Regions from separate parts of the Mus musculus genome. Here region 1 is linked to region 2. A link is a loop called in an ENCODE intact Hi-C map of the cell type or tissue named here. Cell type or tissue: left cerebral cortex. All regions are shown on one strand.

Region 1 (8,000 bases), 140 kb before region 2:
TTCCTTCCTTCTTTCCTTCCTTTCTTCCTTCTTTTTTCTTTCTTTCTCTCTCTCTCTCTTTCTTTATTTTCTCTTTTGAAACAGGGTTTTATTCTGTAGCCTTGGCTGGAACTCCCTTTGTATACCAGGCTTGCTTTGAACTCACAGAGATCCACATGTGTCTGCCTCCAAGTGCTGGGATTAAAAGTGTACCCCCCCACACACACATCTGCCCTTCCCTTCCCTTCCCTTCCCTTCCCTTCCCTTCCCTTCCCTTCCCTTCCCTTCCCTTCCCTTCCTTCTTTCCTTCCTTCCTTTCTTCCTTCCTTCCTTTTTTCCTTGCTTTCTCCTTCCCTCCCTCCTTCCTTCGTTCCTTCATTCCTTTCTTCTTTAATATTGTTGCACATATCTCTTTAGACAGTTCTGACTAAACGTTTATTCATTTTTAAATCATATTATCAAGGCATCCTATACATGCAGGGAAGAAATCTGAGTCTAAGCATTTAGTCTGATGTGTCTTAATCAACGCATGTATCCATGTTGCCAACACAGCCAAGATGCAGAAACTATCACTCTTAACTTCCCTTCATGATTTTATTTGCAGCTGTCTCCATCTGCCACACCCCCAACAAGAAACTACTGAACTTTTGTTTACACTACAATAGTTTTGCTTGATTTCGAATTTTACATTAAAGCATACTCTGGTGGCTTAAATGAGAAATGTCCCCTGCAGTCTCAGACATTTGAGCACTTGGTTGCACCGCTTGGGGAAGTTTAGGAGGGGGGTAACCTTGCTGGAGGAATTATATCACCGAGGAGCTTCAAGTCTTATTTATGTTCAGTTTGTTCTCTCTGCTATGTGCTTGTAGTGTAAGATGTGAGCTTTCGGCTCCCTGTGCTTGCTACCGTGCCTCCACACCACAATCACGGACTCTAAGCCTTGGGAACCTCAAGGCCAAATAAACTCTTTCTTCTGTAAGTTGCCTTGGTCACGGTGTTCTATTACAGCAATGGAAAAACAACTAAAGCACACACCTAGGGCGTCGTCTGCCAACACAGTGGGTCTTGGTACTGTTGCGTATGTGAGTAGTTTGCTCGCTCCCATGGCTCACCAACATTCCGGTGTCTAGATTCCCTATATCTGACTTATCATTTCAGTTGCTGAGGGCTATCTCCATTGTCTCCCAGATCTCAGGCAGGACTCCTGTTCTGGGTATCTCTTTCCTTTTCTCTTACTGAATCCTGTAGAGTTGGTGGGTCTTGGGGAAAGCTTATGCTGAACTTTAAGAAGCTGTTGGAGAGTTCTATCTTTTCATTTTCCATTTCTACCAGCAGTGGGAGGGCACGCTGGCTCAGCGCCTGCCTACTCGCTGGCTGTCAGTCTCAAACATGTTAGCTATCTGTGGGCAAGTGGTAGCATCTTATACTTTAACTTGGGCCTGCTTCTAACAAACATAGAGTGTGAACATAGCTATACACCTAAAATTTCCCAAGTAAATAGTTTCTGTGTCCTGATAGAACAGCTCTAAACCATCGCTTGCACTACACGGCCCAGAGTTGACTGTGCATACAGAGTTGACTACCATCCTGCCATCAATGCCATCAATGCCATCAATGCCTGCCTGCACTGTAACCATTACAAAGTTGCCTTTTTAAAAATACTCTGCATTACAGATATTTTAACGTTGTATTTCTTTTAAGAGCTATGGAAATGAGAAAAAAAGTTATTCTGCTTCCTTCTGTCTTTGGTTGCTGTAAGTTGCGATTGTCAGTGACTGCTAGGGGAGATGGACAATAGGTCTCCACCCCATTGTGGTATTTATGGTGGCGTTGGTTTTACCATGATCAGAGTACAAGCAGAGTAACCTACAGAAAAACTTGGTTTCCCCTCTAGGACTGACACAGGAACCCCTGGGCCCCAGCAACTTCTTGGTTACTCTCCTCTATTCACAGTGAAGTTTCGGTACACTCATCCGTTATTTCACGGCTTGTTGGCAGGAAAGCCAGAGTGCAGATACCAAGACTCCCCGGCAGTCAGCCGGCCTCATGCAGGTCCGATGTCCGGTAATATGCGCAGTGTGAGGGTTTAATCATAGGCGCCCAAGAGGAGCAGGCAGTTTTTCTTTTCAAGAAAATCTCTCTTTGGTAGCTATTAGGTTGCTGAATGAGAAACCGCACAAAAGAAATGACGGCTCCTTGTGGTCTTTCAGATCATTAAAAAGTAACCCAGGTGCCAGGGCACTGATCATTTCCTGGGCTCCAGGAGATGAAAGAGGAAGATTGACCGCCAATCTGAGGCTTCATGAAGGCCAGGCCATTAGCCCACGGCAAAGGCGGGGTCATCAGTTCTAGGGAAAGTCAGGCTCAGAGCGATTGCTTCTTTTTGTGCAGAGAAGTAACCTGTTGACTAAGCTGATTTTGCTCTTCCAACAGCTGGGCTGTTTGCACTTGAGGAGCCTTGTATAGCTGAACTCACAGATCTTGTTTTTCTGGTACCTCCTACCCAGTGAGACCCCAGTCTCTCTCTCTCTCTCTCTCTCTCTCTCTCTCTCTCTCTCTCTCTCTCTCTCTCTCTCAGAGGTAAATCTGGGGAGTCACGCTTTTGTTGCTAGGGATAGGGGCTCCAAGAAGCTATTAGTAGCAAACAATCAACCACCCACCCCCACACATTTTGGTTTCAGGTCTGGCGAGAGCTCTGTGGCCCGGTGTTCATCTGGTGAATTGAAATGACAGAGTGTCCTCCTGTCTCTGGCTCTTGCCAAGAACACGTGGGGTCTAATCACAACTGTGCTAAAATGTGCAGCTGTTGTGCTCGGAAAATGCTTCAGATTAGCCACGAATTTCCCCCAACAGGTTGCTTCCCTTCCTCAAATGTTCAGAATCAAACTGCCCCTTAAATGGGGCCCTTCAGCAGCAAAGTAACACACGGAGGGAAATCTCCAAGAAGATGGTGGAAGAGAGAGGCTGAGAGAGAGGGCTGAAGCTGATGTAAGTACATTTCAGAAGCTGCAAAGTACCCTGAAAAGCATATCCACAAGAAATAAGATTTTACTATTAAGATGACACAGACTGTAGGAGAGTTATCTTAGTCTGTGCCGCTAAAACAAACTGCCTGAGTCTGGGACATTTATAGAATTAAAAAATCTACCTCCTACGGTCCTGGAGGCTGAGAAGTTTCAGCTACAAAAGCCCTTCACTAAGTTTCTGGTATGAGCCAATTGCTCAGAGATGGTATCACTGGTGTCCTTACTTCACATGAGGTATAGAGAGTGCAGGAGGGACAGTCACTGTCCTCCTACATCGGAGGAACAAAAGGAGTGTGTAGGAAGGGCTTCAGCTAGTGTCTCTCAGCCCCGACTCTAGTCTGGCATCCATGCTTTCACCCCCTCAGAGCTGCTCAAGTCACCACAGTGGCACTTCAGTCCCAACACATGAACCTGGAGAACACGCAGGCCCTTAGAAGAGGAAAGACCACCGCAGATCAGCACACAGTCCTTAACATCTCTAAGGCCTGCCATCAACTAGGGAAACCAGGTCTCAGTTCAAAAGGTGATCTTGGTCTCCAGACTCTTGGCTTTTTTAAACCGTGCACATGTTGATACAGAAGCCCAGTGAGTTAATTTAGAAACGCTCACATAGGGCAAAGGCCCCAACATAGGGCTTCAGGGAAGCAGGCTTGCTGCTGCTTCAGTTCTCTTCTCTCGTCTCTTCTTCACTCTCCAAATGGCCTCCTTGGGGCATCTTTGAAAGGTCATTTTTGGTGAAGCCCTGCTCCATGTTGCTCAGCTCCAATGTCACTGATGGTGGCCACCATGGCAATAACACTGGCTGGGGAATACCAGGCACCATGGTGCTATTTATGTGGTTGTTTCTTACCAAATTCAAAATACTCTTATGGGGGACTATTATCTGTCACTTCACTGATGCAGATGACAATGAAGACAAAGGTTAGGTATCTCGTGTGAAAGGCAGAATAATGGCTTTTGAAAGATGTCTCAATCTAACCACTGAAGCCTTCTACATGGTGGCTTATATAACAAGGGGGCTTTCAGATATAATATGCTATGGATCTTGAAAGTGGGGGGCAGGGAGGTGGGAATACATGGGATTACACAATCCTCATGGGTTCACAATCACAATGTGATCCATCATGACCACAAGAATCCATCTAACAGAAAGGCAGGGAGTCTGAGTCAAGGAAGGAGATGTAACAACTAGAGCAGAAGCCAAGGCAACACATCTCCAGGGGATGGATTCTCCCCTAAAGTCTTGAGGAAGGACACAAACAATGCTTTAGCCTTGCAAGACCGTTTTAGATTTGTGACCCCTAACCTATAAAGTAATATATCTGAATTGTTCTAAACACCTAATAATTTCTACAGATTTGTTTTAATAGTATCAGCAACAAGAAACCCATACACTTTCACTGTGTATGGTCGTGAAAGTGTAAGTTCAGGGCTATAACACCCCATGCAGTCTCACTCTCAGGTGACTTTCTAGCTTCCTGATCCAACACTGAGGTTCTATAACATGGTCCTGGTGTCATCTACTCTAAGAGCTTCCTAAGTCTAGTTTTCTAAAGTGTAAAACTTCAGCTATGCAAATGCTTGGTATTGTTTCCTTAACAGATTCCTTATTGCCACCCTTTAACTCTGTTGTCAGTGCAAGGATGAGAAGTGTTGACAGGCTGGACAGAATTCTGTGACTCATGCATTCGGAGCCCGTGGGAGAATGAGGAAGAAATAGAAGCTAGCAACTGGAGACACTGAAGTTACTGGAGAAAAAAAAAAAAATTCTGAAACCAAAGAGGTGAAGTCAGGATAGATTCACGTAGGGAAATCTCAGGGGGTGTGCATTTTTAGTATTCAGGATTAAAAATTAGAAGTGACTTTCCAATAATTGGCTTTTAAAGCATATATGAGAAGACAATCAACATATTTAAGATGAGGAATCCTAAGGGAACCTAAAGGAATTTAAAAATCTTTTTTTGTGAGAGTAGGATGTGAGAAGATAGAGAGTAAAAGTCTACCAATTCTGATCCTTCAGCAACCAATTTCTGTCACATTTCTTCTCTAAGTTTTCCCTTAACCAGTCTAGCTCAAAGAAATTCCTCTGCACTGGCATAGAAATTCCAGCTGGACCATGCAACTACACATACCTGTGCATTTGCCCTCACTGTCTTGTATTGAAAACTCCACTTCTTTGTCAACCAACTGCATTCCCTGCTGGGAAAAAGAAGGAATGCATCTTTTATAAGCCATGTGTTTCCATGGGACAAAGAACATACAGAACACACCCAGTCAGGTAACATACCCAGTTTCTAAAAGCTTTGGCTCAGGAAAAGATGATCTGAATTATCCTGTAACTTCTGCTGAGGTTTTGACAACATCCATTTGTCCGTCGTATGGACTCCCAATTTTTGATCTGATATTTCAGGTATCTACCACCACATTCTTTTTTGCAGCCCCAAACTGGAATCCTGGATCTTGGTCTTACAGCATATACTGTGGTGGACCACACAGGTCTTTCTATCAGGATGGAGGCACTCACTGTTCAGCAGCTGAGGACAAAGAAAGGTGATGGTTCATAGCTGAGCTATTCTCTAGGTAGGAATTGTCTTCATACCAAAAGGACCACCTTACTTATTCATATCCCCTCTGAACACACAATCATAAGTGTATAATAAAAGCCACTGACCTCTAGATAGTTCAACTCTTAAAACAGGGCTAGCCCATCTTTTTTTTTTTTTTTAATGTTACATTTTCTTTTTTTTTTAATCTTTTTTTTTAATTAGGTATTTTCTTCATTTACATTTCCACTGCTATCCCAAAAGTCCCCCAAACCCTCCCTGCACCCGACTCTCCTACCCACCCACTCCCACTTCTTGGCCCTGGTATTCCCCTGTACGGAGGCATATAAAGTTTGCAAGACCAATGGGCCTCTCTTTCCACTGATGGCCAACCAGGCCATCTTCTGATTCATATGCAGCTAGAGACACGAGCTCCGGGGGGCGGGGAGGCGGGGGGAGGGATACTGGTTAGTTCATATTGTTGTTCCACCTATAGGGTTGAGATTCCTTTAGCTCCTTGGGTACTTTCTCTAGCTCCTCCATTGGGGGCCCTGTGATCCATCCAATAGCTGACTGTGAGCATCCACTTCTGTGTTTGCTAGGCCCCAGCATAGTCTCACAAGAGACAGCTATATCAGGGTCCTTTCAGCAAAATCTTACTAGTGTATGCAGTGGTGTCAGTGTTTGGATGCTGATTATGGGATGGATCCCCGGATATGGCAGTCTCTAGATGATCCATCCTTTCGTCTCAGCTCCAAACTTTGTCTCTGTAACTCCTTCCATGGGTGTTTTGTTCCCAATTCTAAGAAGGGGCAAAGTGTCCACATTCTGGTCTTCATTCTTCTTGAGTTTCATGTGTTTTGCAAACTGTATCTTATATCTTAGGTATTCTAAGTTTCTGGGCTAATATCCACTTATCAGTGAGTACATATTGTATGAGTTCTTTTGTGACTGGGTTATCTTACTCAGGATGATGCCCTCCAGGTCCATCCATTTGCCTAGGAATTTCATAAATTCATTCTTTGTAATAGCTGAGTAGTACTCCATTGTGTAAATGTACCACATTTTCTGTATCCATTCCTCTGTTGAGGGGCATCTTTCCAGCTTCTGGCTATTATAAATAAGGCTGCCTTAAACATAGTGGAGCATGTGTCCTTCTTACCGGTTGGAACATCTTCTGGATATATGCCCAGGAGAGGTATTGCGGGATCCTCCAGTAGTACTATGTCCAATTTTCTGAGGAACCGCCAGACTGATTTCCAAAGTGGTTGTACAAGCTTGCAGTCCCACCAACAATGGAGGAGTGTTCCTCTTTCTCCACATCCTCACCAGCATCTGCTGTCACTTGAATTTTTGATCTTAGCCATTCTGACTGGTGTGAGGTGGAATCTCGGGGTTGTTTTGATTTGCATTCCCCTGATGATTAAGGATGCTGAACATTTTTTCAGTTGCTCCTCAGCCATTCGGTATTCCTCAGGTGAGAATTCTTTGTTTAGCTCTGAGCCCCATTTTTAATGGGGTTATTTGATTTTCTGGAGTCCACCTTCTTGAGTTCTTTATATATGTTGGATATTAGTCCCCTATCTGTTTTAGGATAGGTAAAGATCCTTTCCCAATCTGTTGGTGGTCTTTTTGTCTTATTGACGGTGTCTTTTGCCTTACAGAAGCTGTGCAGTTTCATGAGGTCCCATTTGTCAATCCTCGATCTTACAGCACAAGCCATTACTGTTCTATTCAGGAATTTTTCCTCTGTGCCCATATCTTCAAGGCTTTTCCCCACTTTCTCCTCTATAAGTTTCAGTGTCTCTGGTTTTATGTGAAGTTCCTTGATCCACTTAGATTTGACCTTAGTACAAGGAGATAGGAATGGATCAATTTGAATTCTTGTACATGATAACTGCCAGTTGTGCCAGCATCATTTGTTGAAAATGCTGTCTTTTTCCCACTGGATGGTTTTTGCTCCCTTGTCAAAGATCAAGTGACCATAGGTGTGTGGGTTCATTTCTGGGTCTTCAATTCTATTCCATTGGTCTACTTGTCTGTTGCTATACTAGTACCATGCAGTTTTTATCACAATTGCTCTGTAGTACAGCTTTAGGTCAGGCATGGTGATTCCACCAGAGGTTCTTTTATCCTTGAGAAGAGTTTTTGCTATCCTAGGTTTTTTGTTGTTCCAGATAAATTTGCAGATTGCCCTTTCTAATTCGTTGAAGAATTGAGTTGGAATTTTGATGGGGATTGCTTTGAATCTAAGGGCTAGCCCATCTTGAACAGTCTCTGTTGCTCGAGCTGAGCCTTTAGTACAGCTCTATAGTAGTTTAACTCTTCCCAAGGCCACCTAAATGTGACTTCACATCCATAGGAGAAAGCAGAAAGCTTTCCCTACTAAACTCCCTGCAAACAGATCTACACTATGATCTGTTTCCTTGGAAACCTGCTCAGTGACAGATCC
Region 2 (8,000 bases):
GTTTAATGTGATGTCTGCTTCATGCCTTCTGAACTCTCCATAAACTCAGCACAAGAGGAGAACACAAGGAGATCTGCAGCGAAGAATCAGAGCTGACTAACTTTTCGCAGAAACGCTTCTTGTTTAGAGGCGACTTGGTGATTTTTTCCCCTTTAACTTTCTTTAATGTAGCAATATTTATTTGTCTCTAAGAGGACTGATTGCTGTTGTGTGTGTGGGTGAATCAGATCTAGTATCTCTGTTGCAGCATTCCTTTGGTTCCTTGAAGTACTATCAGATAATTTATTAATAAATACTGTCAGTTACTTTAAAAATGCTACCACCAGGGAGTACCCAGGAGTAAATATTGAGATTCTCTGAATGTTGATGGAAACAATATCTTCTCAGGTTAAAGTAACTTAGCACATCTAATTTTTCCCAATGAAGACGCTATTAACAAACAAGGGATAAATTGAATAAACTACAGTTTCTGAATTTACCAAGCAAAAGCACTCAGAAGAACATCCCTATAGCCGCATTGCACTTATAGGTATATAAATCATGTATAGAGCACAAAACATCCTTGAACGTCTGGACTTCCAGGACTGAGAAACTATGGGATTCTCAGCTCGTAGGGTCTGCTTTAGTTGTTGCTATTATTTTCAAAGCTAACTTAAATTCTTATATACATTCATTCCATTGATTTTGCTCCTCCAGACAACCCTGACTAAGACAATATATTTAGACCATTGACATTACAGGTGAACCAGGCAAACTGGATTTCAAAAGATAACAACGTCTTCTGAGGAGAGATGGAAGGCACAAACTGTTTAACTCTTGAATGACCATTGCAGAACCAGATGGCAACCTTAAATGCATGAAGAGAAAATAATGGAATTTTAAAGACTGAAGGTGAACCATGCTGATTGACAGCTGAGACTCCATCAGAGCAGAGCACCATACATAGATGGTATCCTTACCCCCCTCAACGGCTTTTTTCCAGAGTTCCATTCGGCTGTATCTGAGGAAGAGGAGCAAGGCGCTATGACACCAGGAACACCACTCACGGTTCACGTGAGAGTGAGAGAGCCAAGGTGATTTGGCCTGAGCCCAGCGTGTGACCCAAACAAACACAACTCCATCTGCATCCCAGATGTGGAGTAAAAGCCATCAGCCCAGAGGAGAGCAGAGGAAGAAATGCCTTTGATGGAAGGGATGTCAATACCTGGGGAAAGGGCCAGGAAAGGGCCAAGGCAGGTTATCTGCTACTACCTTGATGTTAAAGAAAACTGTGTGCCACCGGGAGGGGAGGAGGAAGCCTATGCCGTGGCTAAAGCAAAAGACCACTGGTGCTGGGGGACTCTCATATGCAGAAGATCACGCATTAACAAAGTCCACCAGTTAGACTGTGGTGAAGGAAGACACAATGCTGACACCGGTGAGATATGGACTGAGCAGATGGTAAAATTGTCTGGCCCTGGTACAAAAGAAGGAGTGCTCCCTGAGTCCTGTCACTGGAGCACAGACCTACAAAGTGTGAGACTGAAGCAGGAATACTACAAATCCACCCCTCTTCAGCCCACTCTATACCACTGCAAAGAGCAGTAAGCAACAGCCGTTGAAAGCGATGTCCTCTGTGGCACAGGCATGAGACACAGAAAGCAGGAAGATCAAACAAGATGACCCCCCATTTGAGGGCTGCAGAGACATTTCCTTTGGTAAAGTACAAGCCTGGGCTCCTGAGTTCAGATAGCCAGAATCCATATAAAAAGGCTTGATGGTATATAACTGCAATCTCAACACTGGAGAGGCAGAGACAAGAGGATCACAGGGCTCGCTGACAACCCGTCCAGCTAGTTGGTGAGTTCCAGGAACAGTGAGAGACTCTGTCTTAAAAAAAATAAAATAAAAATGGAAAAACAATTGTGCAAGATAAAGATCTAGCCTTCATCTGCAGGCAAACTCGGATATTCTTAGTTACACACATGTACACACAATGTGCAGAGACAGACAAATAACCTATGTGCAGGCACAAAAGCACCAGGCACAACAGATCAGACATGGGGACTACAGCCGCATCCTTCTAGGTTACAGTGACAGAAACATTATAGCTTCCATTGAAAAGCAGAGAAATCAAACTCGAGCTATTGTGAGGTGCCACCTGGGGGATGACCAAGCAGAGGCCTGAAAAGAATCACCAAGTGTGTCTATCAATAGGCATTACATTCAAATACAAACTCAAAAAGCACGGAGGCTGGGGGAGAAAATACAACAGGGCATCCAAGAGCGGAGTGCATTGAACCTCTTAGCCCATGCACAGAGTTCAAAGAAGAAAACAAGGAGGCAAAGTCCCCACGACATATTTGAAAAGACTGTAATTCTCTCACTAATCCAATATGTTCAAAAGGGTCTTGGAAAAAATTAAACATACATTAACACACTTAAGCATATTAAAACCAAACTGACAAGAAAATACCCCTACAAAACAACTATGGGGCTAGAGATAGGGCTCAACACTTAAGAACATTTCCTGCTCTAGGAGAGGACCTGAGGTTCCAGCACACAAGTCAGGAAGAACACAAATGCCTGTAACTCTAGCCGAGGACGATCTATCCTCCTTCTCTGACCTCCATAAGCACACATGTGGCACATATTCACAGAGACACACACCTGCATATAAATACCGTCTTTTAAATTAAAGATAACATTTGTGAAGAGGGATTAGAGGGTGAAGCACAGAACAGAATATAGCAGGTTCCTCACCTCAAACTCTGAGTCCAGAGGATGCTGTAGAGACAGTGTAGCCTCTTACACAGAACACATGACAAATGTGTCCCCGAGTACTTACATGCTCATAGGACCAATAAAAATATATTTCGAAATGAAAGTGTATGACAGCATTTTATTTTTTTCTCACTGACAGAGACCACCATCGTCAGGCTACCTGCATTGCCGAAGCTCTTCAGGCAAAAAGGAAATAGCACTTGCAAATTTTGATTGACTCAAGGTAGAACACTAGAATTCTTTTTGAATTATGAAGGGCATCTTGAATAAGAATGCTTAAGGTGTCTTTTTAAAAGATAATAACAGTTTTCAAGGCTAGTCTTTGGGAAAAGCCAAGTGAAGAATAACTTAAGAAATGAAAGGGCCAGCTCGACCCTAGCCTATGTGTTCCCATTAATATCATGATTTATCTTTCTGTTTAGAGAAAGGCCACTGTGGGACTGGAGAATGGTCCAGTGGCTAAGAGCACCTGCTGTTCTTGGAAAGAAGTGAGGTTTGGTTCCCAGCACCCAGGTCAGGTGGCTTACAACCACCTGTCATTCCAGCTCCAAGAGACACCATGCCTCTGACTACCGTGGGCGCCCCCACACCTATTATCCATTCAATAGACTCACACACATACACGTATATTAAAGAAACAGAAATAAATCTCAGAAAGAGAGAGAATTGCCAATCCCTACGCACAGCAAGCAAGGTACTGGGGTTACAAGATTGGAGAACGTTCCTACTTAGAAGAAAAATGAATTGGTTTATCATTTACCAAATAATAGTGAGGTGGAATAAATAAACCTGTGACTGCCATAGCTGACTGCCTTGAGAGTCTTCACGTCTTCAGGTCGATGCTCAGCACAGGCCAGGCACAGCCAGGTCCCAGATGAAAGGAATGGGTACAGAGTCCAAGATCCCCAAAACATCTAGGACCCACTGCCCCGATTTCCAGAAAGCAGCAAGCTCCAAAGAGTGGAGACGGAGCCCTAGAGCCATGTTAGCCCCACCTCCACCCCCCTTGAGTACTTATTTGTAAGGTAGTCATTTCTTCACACATTGTAGCAAAATGCTTTAGGCTGGGTAGGACAAATAACATGCCAAAAGTCTTGAGGAAATTAGAGATCACACACACGGTTGAGAGCTGATGAGGAAACTCACAATTCATTGAGCAGGTAGGAGAATATTTAGAATGCTACCCAGCTGATAGTCACTGTCCGCTGGCGGCTTCTGTTCCCACCACCCCTATGTCTGGTAGCAGCCAGCAGAGGCCTTGGGTGGGTAGAAGTAGCAGTAAGCAGCGCCCCCTAGTGTTACAGTCCTGATGCAGGTTACAGGTATCAGGATCCCCAGGCACGGCTACATGAGTTAAACCAGTTTCTCAGTTTCTGGGTCGCAACCCCTTTTTAATCAGCTATTTATACTATGATTCATAACAATAGCAAAATTACAATTATGAAGTAGCCACGAAAGTAATTTTATGGTTGGGAATGGGGGTGAGGGGTTCACCACAACATAAGCAACTCTATTAAAAGGTTACAGCCTGAGGAAGGTTGAGAACCACTGGGCTCAATTCTAGGGGTATTCCTGGGTCTTGGTTGTAGCTAACATTGCAAGCTGGTCTTGCTTACTGTTGGGATTCTGTGACAGCTAGCTGTGTTAGAGATTTTGTGTAGGTCTACAGTTTCAGGATTCCTTACCTATTAAAGCCACGCAGTGTTATAGCTCTTGGCCAGGTGTCTCAGACTCTTGGCCTCAAGGCGTTGACACTTCTTTAAAACTCATCCAGAAACAAGGGCGTAAGGAATGCCTGGCACCAGGAGGCAAAGTTGCCAGCCACGCATCAACCCCAATTCACAGCAGTTTCTGGACACCAAGGCCTGCAGTTTCTTGTTTCTGGCTCCTTGCAGCTTTAATTCTTCCATTTCAACTCTCCTGCTATTTCTTTATGTCCACCGCCCCGCTCCTGCTGCCCACACTCCTTCCCAGCCTGTGTAAATCAGTCACTGTGGCCACACAGCTGCCTCTGCCACCACCCGACTCTCTGTTGTTCTGTTCTAACAGCACAGCCTGCATGGCTAATCTAAGAATGTACCATTCAACACAAGTCTTTTGTTGGGTCTGTGGCAACACCAGAAGAGGCATCACGGGAGGGTTTGCCAGCTGACATACCAACTCAACAAGAATAGCCTTACAAAGCCTGGGAGTGGGTGTTTGGACCAATCCAAACCATGTCACTTAACACCATTCACAGGCATTTCCCCAGACTTCAAAGACACTGAACACTTTCTGAAGAACTGTTGGCTATTTGTGTTTCTTAACTAGAGGAGCTGATATTGTTGTTTGGATTTGTGTAGAGGAATTTTATTCCAGCAACATGGCTGCTCTGGCAAGAGATCACATCCAAAGACTTTATAGGCTTGTGTGATTTGCTAGAATACAGACATGACTTTAATCCCAAGAGACAGAGTCAAGCCGATATCTGAGTTCAAGGCCAGCCTGATACAGAGAAAGTTTTAGGTAAAGAGAAGCTTAGGTCCAGGCATGGTGGTACATGCCTTTAATCCCAGAACTCAGGAGACAAGAGACTTGCAAATCTCTGAGTTCTAATCAGGCAGTTCGGTTGAGTCACTGAGCTGAGAAAGCAGTGAAGTGGAGTGGAATTCATGGCAGTTCAGTTCATGAAGTTCTGAGGCAGATAGAAGGAGAATTTTACAGAGACAGGTTGCAGAGAGAATCAGCTAGACACAGGTGAAGAAGACACAATAAGCCAAAGAATGAGAATGAGCCCAGAATACTAGAATAGATTGCTAGAGTTAGCTTGAGGCCAAGCGGAACATTTCAGTCAGAAGCCGAAAGAAGCCAGTTTGAATCAGTCATCTTGGAGAGGAGTTGGAGCCAGGAAAGCTGAGTTGAAGCAGCCAGCCAGAGTTCAGAAAAAGCTAGAAAGGGTGAGCTTATTCATCATTAGCCCTCTGAGATGACAATTACATTAGGCAAATAAAACTTACTTCTACAGATTTGCAATTATACACACACACATATATATACATGTATGTATGTTAGTACCCAATCCATACATACATATATATGTATGTATGTTAGTACCCAATCCAGTGTAGTTGACAAGGCTATTTCCCATTCTATAGGCTGTCTGCTCACTCTGGTGATTAAATCTCTTGCTGTGCTGAAGTTTTTTTTTAACTTCATACAATCACATTTATTATTTTGGGGATTGTTTCTGGTTGTGTTGGACTTCTTCCTTGCCTATGCTTACATCATGAAACACTTCCACTATGTTTGCCTCTAGCAGGTTCAGTGTCCGTTTGATCCATTCCAAATTGAGATTTTTGTAGAGTGAGAGACACGGATCTGATTTCATTCATCGACATGGGGAGATCCAGTTTTCCCAGAAGCCTTTACTACAAGCTGTCTTCTCCTCCAAGCTACTTTGACACTTTCGTCAGAAGTTAGGTGTCTGTATCTTGGGTGGGATTACTGCTGGCTCCGCCGTTCTATTCTATTTGCCTTCATGTTGGCTTTACCTCTATGGCTCTGTGATGTAATTTGAGGTCAGAAATTTTCCTCTGTGATATTTCCAATATTGTTGTATCTGCTAAGCGTTGCTTTGACTATCGAAGGTATTTTGTCCTTGCCAATAAATATTAGTATTTTTTTTCTAGTTTTGTACAAGACATTGTTAGAATTTCATTGGGACTGTGCTGCAAACGTAGATCACTTTTGCCATCACAGCCAGTTTCACTATTTCAAACCCATCACCTGTCATCTTCTAGTATCTTCACCTTCTTTCTTCAGGGATGCATAGTTTTAAAGTAGAAATCCTCCTTGGTTAGCTTTATTCCTAGAGATTTTGTTTTTTGTTTGTCTGTTTGCTTGTTTGTTTGTTTTAAAACAACTGTCATAGCCGTTATGGGATTTTTATGACTCACTAAGTCAGCAAATTTCTCATTTCTGTTATTTCTATGTTGAGAAGTTGGTGTGTCTTGTTGGTTTTCATGATGATTTTGTAAATTGGTAGTTTACTAGAAATGTTTATCCAGTCCAAGAGATGACTGGCAGAGTCATAATGGTTGCTCAAGAGCAGGACTATGTTGTGTACAACAAGGAATAATTTGGCTTATTTTGCTCCCTTATCTTCTTCATCCTTCTCTCATTTTACTGCTCTGGGTAAGGTTTTAAGGGACATATTGAGGGGAGAGAGTGGGGCTTTGCCTTATTCAAGCTATAACAGGAAGCGCTCCATTGTGGGCGTGTTCTTTCTGTTCCTAGTTTTTCAGGTTTTTTTTTTTTTTATCAGACAGGATTATTGGTCTTTGACAAAACTGTTTTATACATGGATTGAGATGATCATGTGATTTCTATTCTTATGTCTACTTATACATTGTAGTACACATATTGAGTTGTATACCCTGAACCATCATTACGTGCTTGGAATAAAACCAACTTGATCAATGCTGTATCAAACTCTTCACATCTCTAACTCACTTTGCCTGAACTTCTCTGAGGAACTTTGGACTTTTGCAACATTTGAGCCTAAGGGTTACGCAGCATTCATAGAATGGCCGATTCTGTTCCTTCCCTCTCTATCTGTGGGAAACTCTGAGGAGTGTTGGTGCCTGCTCCTTAAGGGCCCAGTAGAACACAGCTGTGGATCTTTCCAGTTCTAGGCATTGTAATTTGTGGAAGACTTCTAATTATTGCTTCCATCTCAATGACTGTTAATTTTTTTTTTTTATTAAACTGCTCACATACTCTTGATTTAATTCCTATAGGTCATGTTTATCTAGAAATTGAACAATTTCTTCTGGATTTTCTAGATTACCTGGATATGTTTTCAGGATTTCACTAAAATGTGCAGGCATCTTTCCCTTTTCCTCCTCTAATTTTATTAGAGTGTGTCTTCTCAAGGTTAGTCTGGTGGGTTTGTTTTGTTTGTTTTGTTTTGTTTCATTTTACTTGATCTTTTTAAAAAACCAATTACTTGGCATGTTCTATGCATTTTCTTTATTTTATTTTATCAGCCTCTGTCTTGATTTTACTTATTAACACGTCTTTTTAGATTTGGATTGTTCTTGCATCTTGAAATGCATCATTGTGTGGTTTGAGGTCTTGCTAATTTTTGATGTGTGCACTCATAGGTATAACTTTCCATAAAGAACTACAGTGATTGCAGTTCAAAGGTTTTGGAAAAGCTACACTTTAGCTTTGTATGGGACTAGAACATATATTTT

Evidence for each region. A loop is a pair of places that touch in the nucleus more often than their neighbours do. Peaks named below come from ENCODE experiments on the same cell type or tissue, not always from the same donor. Only the 100,000 strongest peaks of a DNase experiment are listed, where the experiment ranks them.
Region 1: it touches region 2 in a loop (9-fold over the local background); 2 of 42 quality-filtered maps call a loop at or near these places.

Annotation. Positions count from the first base shown.
Region 1 is chr19:27,553,714-27,561,713 of GRCm38, forward strand. No RefSeq gene overlaps it. Among named protein-coding and RNA genes, the nearest start is that of Gm35697, 110 kb to the right of the region's middle. In left cerebral cortex, no CTCF peak of the experiment used is centred here; DNase peaks (open chromatin) are centred at 1,326, 3,183, 4,680, 5,065 and 1 more place; H3K27ac peaks cover 1,800 bases.
Region 2 is chr19:27,689,858-27,697,857 of GRCm38, forward strand. No RefSeq gene overlaps it. Among named protein-coding and RNA genes, the nearest start is that of Gm35697, 25 kb to the left of the region's middle. In left cerebral cortex, a CTCF peak has its summit at 4,084 (motif pointing left); DNase peaks (open chromatin) are centred at 4,007 and 4,823.